Linked DNA regions of Homo sapiens: region 2 is linked to region 1. The links are chromatin loops, found by intact Hi-C in ENCODE. Cell type or tissue: GM12878. All regions are shown on one strand. Links, peaks and the distances in the headings refer to the core of each region. The heading gives the core; the rest is flanking DNA.

Region 1 (5,386 bases), core at 135-5,134:
GTATTGCTGGTGGGAATGTAAAATTGTCCAGCCACTACGAAAAAGTTTGACAGTTTCTTCTAAAATTAAAAATGTGCTTATCATACAACCCATAAGTTATACCTTTGGGAACCTTTTGGGAATTTATCCCAAAGAAATAAAGACTTATGTACACAAAAAACCTCTACTGAATGTTTACCACAAATATATTCATATTAACCCAAAACTGGAAACAACCTAGATGTTCCCTCAACAGGTAAATGGTTAAACAAACTGTGATACAATCATAGCACAGAGTACTCAGAAGAAAAAAAAAGGAGGTGGGGGGAACATTGCTGATACACATGACAGTCTCAATGAATCTCCAGAAAATTAAACCAAGTGAAAAAAAATCAGTTTCTAAGGTTATATACTGTATGACTCCATTCATATAACATTTTTAAAATGACAATACAATAGAAATAAAGAACAAATTACTATAATTACTTTTCAGGGATTAAGGAGTTGAATGGGGTAAGAGGGAAGTGGGTGTGGCTGTAAGAAGCAACATGAGGAATCCCTGTTGTGATGTAAATGTTCTATATGTCTATTGTATCAATGTCAGTATTCTGATTGTGATATTACAGTATAGTTTTGTGAGATGTTAACATTGGGGAAAACTGGATAAAGGGTAGATTGAACTTCTCTGTGTCATTTGTTACAACCACACACGAATCTATAATTATCTCAACATTAAAAGTTTAAGAAACAATAGAACAATTTTTTTTTTTTTTTTGAGACAGTCTTGCCAGGCTGGAGTGCAGAGGTGTGATCTCGGCTCACTGCAACCTCCGCCTCCCTGGTTCATGCCATTCTCCTGCCTCAGCCTCTGGGGTAACTGAAACTACAGTCGAGCGCCACCACGCCTGGCTAATTTTTTGTATTTTAGTAGAGACGGGGTTTCACCATGTTGGCCAGGATGGTCTCAATCTCCTGACCTCATGATCTACACGCCTTGGCCTCCCAAAGAATAATTATTTTTAAAGAAAGGAGTACAGCATTGGACATAAGTTCTTGTCCAGTAACACCACTCAGAAGCCATATGACCTTGGGTATTAACTTTCACAACCAAAGATTTCTAATGTCTAAACGTGTAGATTAGATAAGTTGATTTTTGAAATTGTGTTCCAGTTATATAATTCTTCCATGGTATTTTATTTCCTAGAAAAGAGTGTTTCTGTAAAATATACTTTTCTCCACACAACTGAAATAAAGTACATGGGAATTATTTTAAATCCAGGAAAACAGTCATACCCAAGCGTAAAGATCTTGCACTTAAAAAAGACCAATCTGTTTGCTTATTAATGAAAAAATCTCTAAAAAGGGTCTTCAACCCAGCACAAGACAGCATTTTCCCAAAATATTAGATATGAGAGACTGGTTTAAGATTAAATTATAAACCTCTACCTTTTCAGCCCATTAGAGAACTAAAGAAATATTTCCTTTCTAGCTATTTTTGATGTTTTCAGAAAGCCAAACTTTTCCCATGCCCTATTTCTCAGGGAGGGGGAATAACCCACATATGTATGGCAGGTCCTTTAATTCACTTTAGCTTCAGCAATGTTGGGTTTGGCTTAGTTGTTAGAACTAACATGTTTACATGACATTTGGGGCACACTTCTGCTCTTCTGTCTGTCACCAGCTGATGGACTCCGAGGCAGTCTGGATAAGAATCCATTACTCTTACTGGAAGCTAGTCTGTCTATATTACCTTCACACATGGTTTCTTAAAAGTCATTTTCTCTATTAAAAATCTGCAAAATATCTTGAAGGAACTTTAAAGAAGTAGAATTGTTATTTAAATACCACATGGCTCTTAAATTCACAAACAGTTACTATTCTGAGTTCAAATTACATAGGCACTGTTATATACAAAAAAAATAGCATGAAGGAATTCCATGTATACAATGCATACCTGGTTATGTATACATGGAACTATGGACTAGATGAGGAAATTGATACTCTTGTTATTCCAACCAACTATGAAAAACATCCTACATTTTAAATGTAAAACTGGGGCCCATGGGCTGTCTTTAAAAAAAAAAAGTTAGGATATTGGAGGACTGTGTGAAGATTTTTGAAACTTATCATACTTGAATTCTTTTCAGAAATTCAAAGAGTATGCAGAGTTACAGCTTGCTTACATTCGTTACAGCATTTATTTATTATAAATTTGTATTGGAACCTGCCATGTATCATGTACTGTCTAAGTGCTAAGGAGAGATACAAATAGGCAATTACCTTAACACAGAGTATTAATTCTATGATGGTGGTGAGTACTAAAGTGCTATAGGAGGACAGGAAATGATCTAACCCAACCTTGAGAAGAGTTTTCACATGCATACTACTGCTTTTTAATCTCAGACTCCCATGTGAACAGCAACATCCTGTTTTTCATGTTATGAATATCAGACGGGTTCCAGTGTTTCTAATAGCTGGGTTACTGATACATCCAGAAATCTTCTGTTAACAACTGACAAGTCAAATTCAGACTACCTGGTGCCAAGCAGCCCAGCTCACTTGTCAATATCGTTTATGTAACCTTGACTTTTCATGACAGAGTGGAGGTAAGAATAGACCCACCACCAAATGGTCATCTATACAGTATGTAATACAGGCTCAGCAGAAGTCTGGCCCCCAGGCTTCTCTGTGGGATGTTCACCTACATAACTTTACTTCTCCTCCTAATAACTCTGGCCTTGTGAGTTTTTCCTTCCTTCTCTAATAAACTAAGCCAATAGTTTCACTGAATTTATTCTGAACCCGGTTACATGACAAGTGAAAACTCAACTGTACTCCTTTGCAAAACAGGCTTCCTGGGTGACGTTGAAATGGAAATCACATGATAGTATGTCAAAGGTTTTTCCCCAGATTTTTCTGACACAAGAGAGTTGGAGTGAAACTGAGAATTCTCATGGACAGATTGACCTTAGGTTCCCCATGTAAGCTCAGCTCTCTCCACTCCAGACTGCTGGACTGTGTTAGTGTCTGGTTTGTCTGATGTGATTATGAACCCCCTGGGCAAGACTTTGCCTAATTCTATGTTCTCTACAGCACCTAGCAATGGTGTTGGCACCATCCAGTGCCAAAGGACGCTCAATCTCTGTTAACTAATAATAGGATTGACTTCTCAACTCAACATGATGAGGTTTCTGTCATCTTTATGCCAGTGTTTTTTTCTGATGTGTATTTCTATTTGTGTCTGGAGAGCAAGCTTCATGTGTTACTGATTCACCCCTGGGCTGATCTTCTTTTCAGGAAATGTAGGCATGAAGTTGAGATTTTTTCAACCACAAGTTTTGGGAACACGGACTGCTGAAATATGCTAGGTTACATGAAGGGGAAATGTTTTTGAAAGCATTGCTTTTATTTTTTTAGCAGTCATGGGGATCTTTGTGAGCCAAGGATGCAGACTGGTTAGCAGATGTGATTATAAAGCCAGCAGGTCCCTTCAATGCAAATGTTTCATTTTAGTTTCTCCATTCCTAAGGAAAACAGTCAGCTTTTTGTTCAATTGACAAGTCTTTTTAATGGTATTTCTTTAATTATACTTCTTGTTTGCTCTAGTACTGAATTATTAATTAAATTTTCCTCATGTTAAATGAGCCATTGTATTGATCTTTGTAGTCATAAATCAGATGTTACATATGACATTTTATAGCACAAATATAACAAATGATTTTTCTGTGTAATTTCATCTTAATTCAACTGAAGGTGGAAAATGTCTTCATAAAAAGAGGACTCTTTGTTATATGGGTTTTTCTCTTGCATGTAAAAGAGGAAGGCCTCTTTGCAGTTGAGATAACAGGAAGGCATCTGTCTCCTGCTCGTCCCTGTGCAATGGAATGTCTAGGTGTAAAACCCGATTATATTTTCCATCTACTGAGATAGGAGAAAACCACCTTAAGGCTGGAGGTGAGATGCTGGCGGCAATACTGCTCTTTAATGCGTCGAGATGTTTATGTCTGTGCACATCAAAACACAGCACCTTTTTCTTAACCTTGTTTATGACACAGAGACATTTGTTCACGTGTTTTCCTGCTGACCTTATCCCCACTATTACCCTATTGTCCTGCCACATCCCCCTCTCCGAGATGGTGGAGATAATGATCAATAAATACTGAGGGAGCTCAGAGACCGGTGCCAGCGCACAGCGCGGGTCTTCCGTATGCTGAGCGCCGGTCCCCTGGGCCCACTTTTCTTTCTCTATACTTTGTCTCTGTGTCTCTTTCTTTTCTCAGTCTCTCGTCCCACCCAACGAGAAAGACCCACAGGTGTGGAGGGGCAGGCCACCCCCCCCTTCATCTTCATTTTACATTTCTTTTAGCATGCTTTGTAATTGGCCTTTAGTGTAAGATTTTAGGCTAATCTGGCTAGGGGTTGGGCTGTGTTTAATGTTTTCTGTACTTGTACATACCAGAGGTCGCAAACCCCTCTATATATATTGCTTGTCTCCCCTGTGTTTTTTTTTTTTTTTTTTTTTTGGTTTCCGTAAGAACTCCTCCTCAGAGAGAGTCTGTGTCTTGTGCCTCTTTCAGCTATAATTCTTTGTTATACTGTGTTCTGTTGGTGTGTTGGTGTGTTGGTAAGGTGTTGGGGAGGGGGAAGGACCATTCTATAATTTTACAATTAAATCTCAGTCTTTACATGGGCCTGTGTCACTCAGCTGTGACCTTAACAAGTATTTCTTAGCTTTACTCGCCACTTATATGAAACAAGGTGGCTAGAAAGAGCTAGAGAGGAGTAGATGCTTTTTTCCCAGTTGGGATAAGGCTCTAGTAATATCTTTTACCTTGGAGGGTGAGCCTTTGTATGGTGATTGCTTTGGGTAAGTCACTTTTTTCCCCTTGTGCCAAAGCTACAAGGGGATCTTTCTTGACTCTACCGTAAGAGTCTAGTGGAGTTCCTGAAGGTAAAGCCCAAGAAAGTGGTTGGAGGGTGGTGGAGCTAACACTGTATTCCTTAGGAGTTTCTCATCCATATGCTTATCCACACTCAGCATGTACAATTCATCAAGTTTGCCATATAAGTGTTGCTATAAATTTATTGCTGGGACTTCTGCTCCAGGCAAGCAGATCTTGGTAGTAACTCTGAATTTACCTGGTTTGCAGGTGACAATTCAACATGTGACCTCAGGCCTCTACTGGGCCTGAGAAAGGTCATGGGGTTCAGTATGTTTAATTTTTATCTTATAATGACAGGAGTGAAAACTTCCAATTTCTTGACATGTTGGAGCTGAAACATTATATGACATTTCACAGGTAAAAATAAATTTGATAAGGGGGTTGAAGCATCACTACAAACAATTGGACTACAGTTTATTTAAAAATGTCTTGAAAACCAATTTCCAATGATGAAGTTAAGTGGA
Region 2 (5,386 bases), core at 217-5,216, 87 kb after region 1:
GAGAAGTCTACTTCCTGACTTGATACATTCACCTCCCTGGCAGGGTATCAGCAGAGGAAATGGAGTAGTAGAAACAGAAATACAAACTCCCATGCAGTTGAAAGCTGAGAAAGAGAAACTGTGATATGTACTTTACAGGCCGGCTTTCTCTCCCCTAACTCAAAATTAGAGCAAAGGGAATGAAATTTGAGCAATCATAACTCACATTTCTATAGCTCCTGCAGTGTACAAAGAGCCTTTACACATGTGATCTCATTGAAACAGCAAAACATTCCACCTTCTGAACAATTTCTAGGGTCAGAAAGTATATGTGTAAAACAGAAGGTGGCCTGTTCTTAAATAAGGATCTTCTTTATTGATAGTAGGTCAACACAAACATAGCTGAGTCCCTTAGGTTTGGGTTCCAGAAGCAGACTCTGATGGAACAAAAAAAAATAATAAAGAGATAAAATGTGAACAAATGTGGGAGTGATTCACTCCTAACCAGGAAATTGGGACAGGGAAGGAAAAGCAGCCAAGCAAAGGCGGGATTTCAGGCAAAGTCCTAGCTTCAGCCTGATCCCCAAAGGGAATCTGGAATATAAGCCACACTTTAGAGTTTGTCCTGACCAGTAGCACAGGGGCTGGGCCTTCATATTCCTGAAGATACACTCATGGGCTAAGGGCTTAGGGGAATGGAGTGGAGTGATCGGGGAACACAAAATCCCGGACACTTCTGGCTGTCTGCACAGCTCCAGAAGAGTTGCAAGTGAGGACTGTTAGGAGAAAATCAAACAAACAAAAGAGGGGAAGCTCACAGACATAAACAGTAAAAGGGATTTGAGGGAATCTGGGCAGAGTAATAGCACAGTCCACTGTGGGTTTAGCTTTACAGAAAACAGACTTTGAAAAACAGAATATTAAGGCTACCAATTCAAAGCCCAATACCAAAACTACTGAAATGTTTGCAAAAAGAATGTCATGGTGTAAGTGTGAAAAGTAGTTGAAGGAGAAAGATCAAATGGACCCTTACTATATGGTTGTTCAAAGGTGGCTTAAAATATAAAATTCTATTGAGCAAATCACATGGCTCAATTAAGGCCAACACTAAATTAATTCTGACTGTTACTGACTAGCCACAAAAGACGTAAGACAAATCTTTTCACATTACTGAGTCCCAAGCTGCTTTTTAAATGGAGGGATAGGAGATAAGGTTATAATAACAATTAACATGTATTTGTATATTTATACTGTGCCAGGTGCTAAGTGGTTAGCCTAGATGATCTCATTACAAGTTAGTGTTATAAATCTCCCCATTTCATAGGTCACACAAGCTAGTAAAGGGCAGAGCCATGGTTTAAACCTAAACATGTCAGTTTCAAAAACTGGGTGTTAAACTGTTCCAATACTGCTTCCCAGAGGGAATCCACGTCATTTATAGCTCTGGAATTCAACTGTTTGAACTCATGCCCTATGAGTTCACATGTGGCAGATGTAAGAAAAGAGGGACACAGAGTAAACAAAGACATTCATAGACAGGATACTGTCTCCACATTGCACAACTCCTAGGGACACTGGTTACCACCTGCATCCGCCATCTAGGGTTTTGCATTGCTGGGATATTCAACAAGGCCCTGATTAAGCAAGTTTAGATGATTCCTGCCATCTCAATTCCTGATGATGTGCCTAACCAATATGTTGTAAACTTAGTTGGGTGGATTAGCTTTAGAAAAAGCTAATTGAGATGTCAAGGCCTAAAGACCACATTTTCCTTTTTTTCTTTTTTTTTAAGCCTTTCTTTTCTATTGCAAGTTACTAAGGAATTTGCTGGCTGTCCAAGTAATTCTTAATATTTTTTAAATCCAAGGTTTTCCCTAACTTAGTGTGCTGCCTGTCTCCAATAACAAAGGCCTTCAGACCACACTAAACACAAATGTCACCTTAAAAGCTTGTACCATTTATGATGGCAGTGAGGGGAGTAGGTTAAGGGTGAAAAGGTTTTCACCTCACACACACATCATACAGGAAACTTATTTATGTGTTAAGCACTACCCATGACTTTGGCCTAGATTTAAGGCCTGAAAATTAGCATAAAATTTGTGTTCTATTAAAGTACTTTTCAGACAGATTTGACTTTGTCAAAGAACTCAAAACATTTTAACATGAAGATTTATTCCCACATTCTTGGGATAGATCTCCATTATAGAAATTATCAAATTATTATTATCTGTTTATATAAATTTATGAATGCTTCCTCTTGAAGGTAATCTCTTTGAGGACAGAAGCCATGACCTAGGTGTCTCTCTTTCCCCAGGTCTGGAATATGACAGCTACTCACTGTCAAGGAATTAATGAGTCTATAGTACTATGCAGCACTGAGCATGTTCTCCTATCTCCTCAAAGAAGAGAGAGAACCCTTACATTTACTTATCAGAGAACTGAGAAAATGAAACCACATTCTTCATGTGTGAAGAATCAAGTGACATTGTACCCTAGGGACTCAATAAGGCTACTCCATCTTGCAAAAAAAAAGATATCTTACTAGAAATATTAAAATAAAATGTCAAGATGTGTATTAAACTCGGTTGGACCAGAAATGTATATTTTTTATTCAAGCATGAAAAGGATATGTATCCATCCAATGTGGTTTTCAGAGCCTATGTCCCCATGTAGGGGAAAAAATTCTCCCTCACCACTCGCCTCGAGACCCACCCTTAGAGCTTTATTTTTTTTAGCACAGTGTTTAGGGTGGAATGGAAATCCCTGTGGGATAGGAAACACTTTAACCTTTAACTGTAGTTATCAATCACTTATAATGTAATATGAATAAAAGCTCTCAGAGCAGAATTTTTATCAAAAGCACTGAGGATGTGAAAGTGTAGTTACACTTATATCAAGGATTATATAGTAAAATGAAAAAAGAGCAGAGTTTTTCTGAAGTCACATTTCACCTCTTCACTGACTTACTTTGGGCTGGCCTTGATTGGAACCAGGAGGCCATTCGTCTGTGGGCATCAGGACCAACCCTCCCCTCCAAAGCAGAAACTCAAAATACACTGCAGTCTTCAACCATTCTTTCTGTGGGCCCAATGCACAGCTGCTGTTGCTTCCTCCTCAGTCTGGGGAATCACCCAAAGATCATTAGATTCAGAATGACTTGGCAAACCAAAATCTTAAGAGAGTGCAGTCGCGTGGCCCAGTCACTATTCCACAAGTCCTCGGTTGTGAGTCACAGTCAGAGTACTTCACAGACCTTAGCAAGTGATGTAATAATCTGGAGCCCGAGAATTGTGAAATCGAGGATTTGCCACCAATTAACCGTGTAACTGTAAGGCTTTGGTTTCCTTAAATGTTAAATATATATATATATATGAGGGGAGGGGAGATACTGCATAATCAAATAAAAGTAGGAAATGCTTCATTAAAAGAAACTTAATACTTTTTTTTTTTTATTTTGGGAATCCCCAAAGCCTATAATATGTTAATATGAACTGCAAATCTCCAGGAGGGGAAACAGTGTCCCAGGTTTCCCAACCTCATTTCATTTTGGAACCCTATTTTCTTTTTTCTTTTTTTTTTTTTTTTTTTTTTGAGATGAAGTCTCACTCTTTCACCCAGGCTGGAGTGCAGTGGCGGGATCTTGGCTCACTGCAACCTCAGCCTCCCAGGTTCCAGTGATTCTCCTGCCTCAGCCTCCCAAGTAGCTGGGACTACAGGCACGTGCCACCATGCCCAGCTAATTTTTGTATTTTTAATAGAGACAGGGTTTCACCATGTTTACCAGGCTGATCTTAAACTCCTGACCTTGTGATCCACCCACCTCGGCCTCCCAAAGTGCTAGGATTACAGGCATGAGCCACCGCACCCAGCTGGAACTCTATTTTCAAATATCATTTTCTAGAACTCGTATTCTACTGGTTACAATTTGGAAAATGCTAGACTAAGTGATCCCCAAAGGCCTCCAAGCATTAATATTCTAAAATTTTACTCTCTGATTCTTTTCTTCCCCCTTTAATCCTAATAAGGAGCTCCACATGAGATTCTGCATATCCAAACTCTTTGCAAACTTAAAAATACCAAAAAACTGTTAGCTATTATAACATGGGGGCAGGACCAGGGAGATGAAGCGTATCCTGTCAACACCCTGAGAACATGGGTAACAGTCTCCACTAGAAAATCTCTGACCTGCAATTATGTCTTTTTGTAATGTGCTTAATTACATACTTAGAAAATAAATTCTAGAATTCCAGCACAATTTTTGTTTAAGGAAATAAGAAAATCCTTTGTTTTGCATAAACGGTGTTACAACTAATTAAGGGAGAAATTAGCTGCCAGGTTACATGAAAAGATAAGACCTGATTCCATGACATCTTCTTTGCATTCATGAGAAGCGAGCTGATGGTCTGCTGCCTGTGTGGTGTTTAGCTCAGCCTCCACTGACTGGGACTCATTAGCCAAGGGTTACAAAAAATGTAACCAATGCTTTTTCCAGATATTCCACCGCAAACCAAGTAAGACGGTGTCTGTCCCTTGCCTTGAAGGCCTGGGTCTGAGCCACTCACGATGCTCCCTCCAGCTCAGCCTGCGGCATGGGATTTTCATTAGATGGCGTTCCTTGTATTCAAGCAAGTCCTGCTGGGGTATAAATACCGCTCCTTTGTTTTTGGAGAAGTGAAGAAGGAGGTAAGCATGTTAATAAACAGCTATTCATTAACTTTTTAAATAATTTTAATGTTCAATAAACTTCTTGTTCTAGTCTTGTTTTTCCTAAGAATAAATCAACATATATTCCAAGTGGCTTTGGGAAGTGGCTAAATATTGCCCATGCTTTTTCCCTTAGTGAAAGTTCCTCCCATTTTGTGATTTGAGAGGCTTATTCACAAGTAGCATTCACCAGAAGAGCCACAGAACTGCTGATGCTTGCAAGGCTCAGGATAATGGGATATGAAATACAGACATTAGAGGCCCAAGTGAACACAAAAAGCCACACGCAGCCCAAGCCCAAGGTCTAAATTTCACTGTTCTGGAACTGCTATGGGCAGTCCCAAGGCCAGGGTGGGCAAAGGAGGCTCCTTCAATGTGGGATACCCTCCCCAGCTCTCCCCATTTTCCTCTTGGAGATACTCTGTTAGTTTAGAGAGCAATAGCAGATTCTCTGTCTCTGGATGGCTGCTGTTAAAATCTACAAGAGTTTCTTACCTTACATTTACTTATCAGATTAAACTGTCCTTTCAGAAGAACTAAGAAAATGAGACCACGTCTAAGGAGCATTATTATGGGGCATGAGATTGGATCCTGATAGGACCTGGGTGGCAGAGAGTGGCAAGGACTAGACACAAGGGCAGCCCACAGGATATTCACATTTCATGGGGCCTTGCCAACCAGAGCAGGAGTGAAGAAGTTAGAA

Evidence for each region. A loop is a pair of places that touch in the nucleus more often than their neighbours do. Peaks named below come from ENCODE experiments on the same cell type or tissue, not always from the same donor. Only the 100,000 strongest peaks of a DNase experiment are listed, where the experiment ranks them.
Region 2: it touches region 1 in a loop (6-fold over the local background); 2 of 110 quality-filtered maps call a loop at or near these places.

What each region holds. Positions count from the first base shown.
Region 1 is chr3:99,415,969-99,421,354 of GRCh38, forward strand. No RefSeq gene overlaps it. Among named protein-coding and RNA genes, the nearest start is that of COL8A1, 220 kb to the right of the region's middle. RefSeq lists an enhancer at 2,758-2,897. In GM12878, for the core only: no CTCF peak of the experiment used is centred there; DNase peaks (open chromatin) are centred at 2,503 and 2,933; H3K27ac peaks cover 2,968 bases.
Region 2 is chr3:99,502,953-99,508,338 of GRCh38, forward strand. All of the region lies in intron 1 of LOC105374007 (a long non-coding RNA gene), which reads right to left. LOC105374005 (a long non-coding RNA gene) reads right to left here. Exons shown (of 5, transcript XR_007095985.1): 4 at 2,947-4,634; 5 at 1-416. Among named protein-coding and RNA genes, the nearest start is that of COL8A1, 130 kb to the right of the region's middle. In GM12878, for the core only: no CTCF peak of the experiment used is centred there; DNase peaks (open chromatin) are centred at 2,477 and 3,149; H3K27ac peaks cover 885 bases.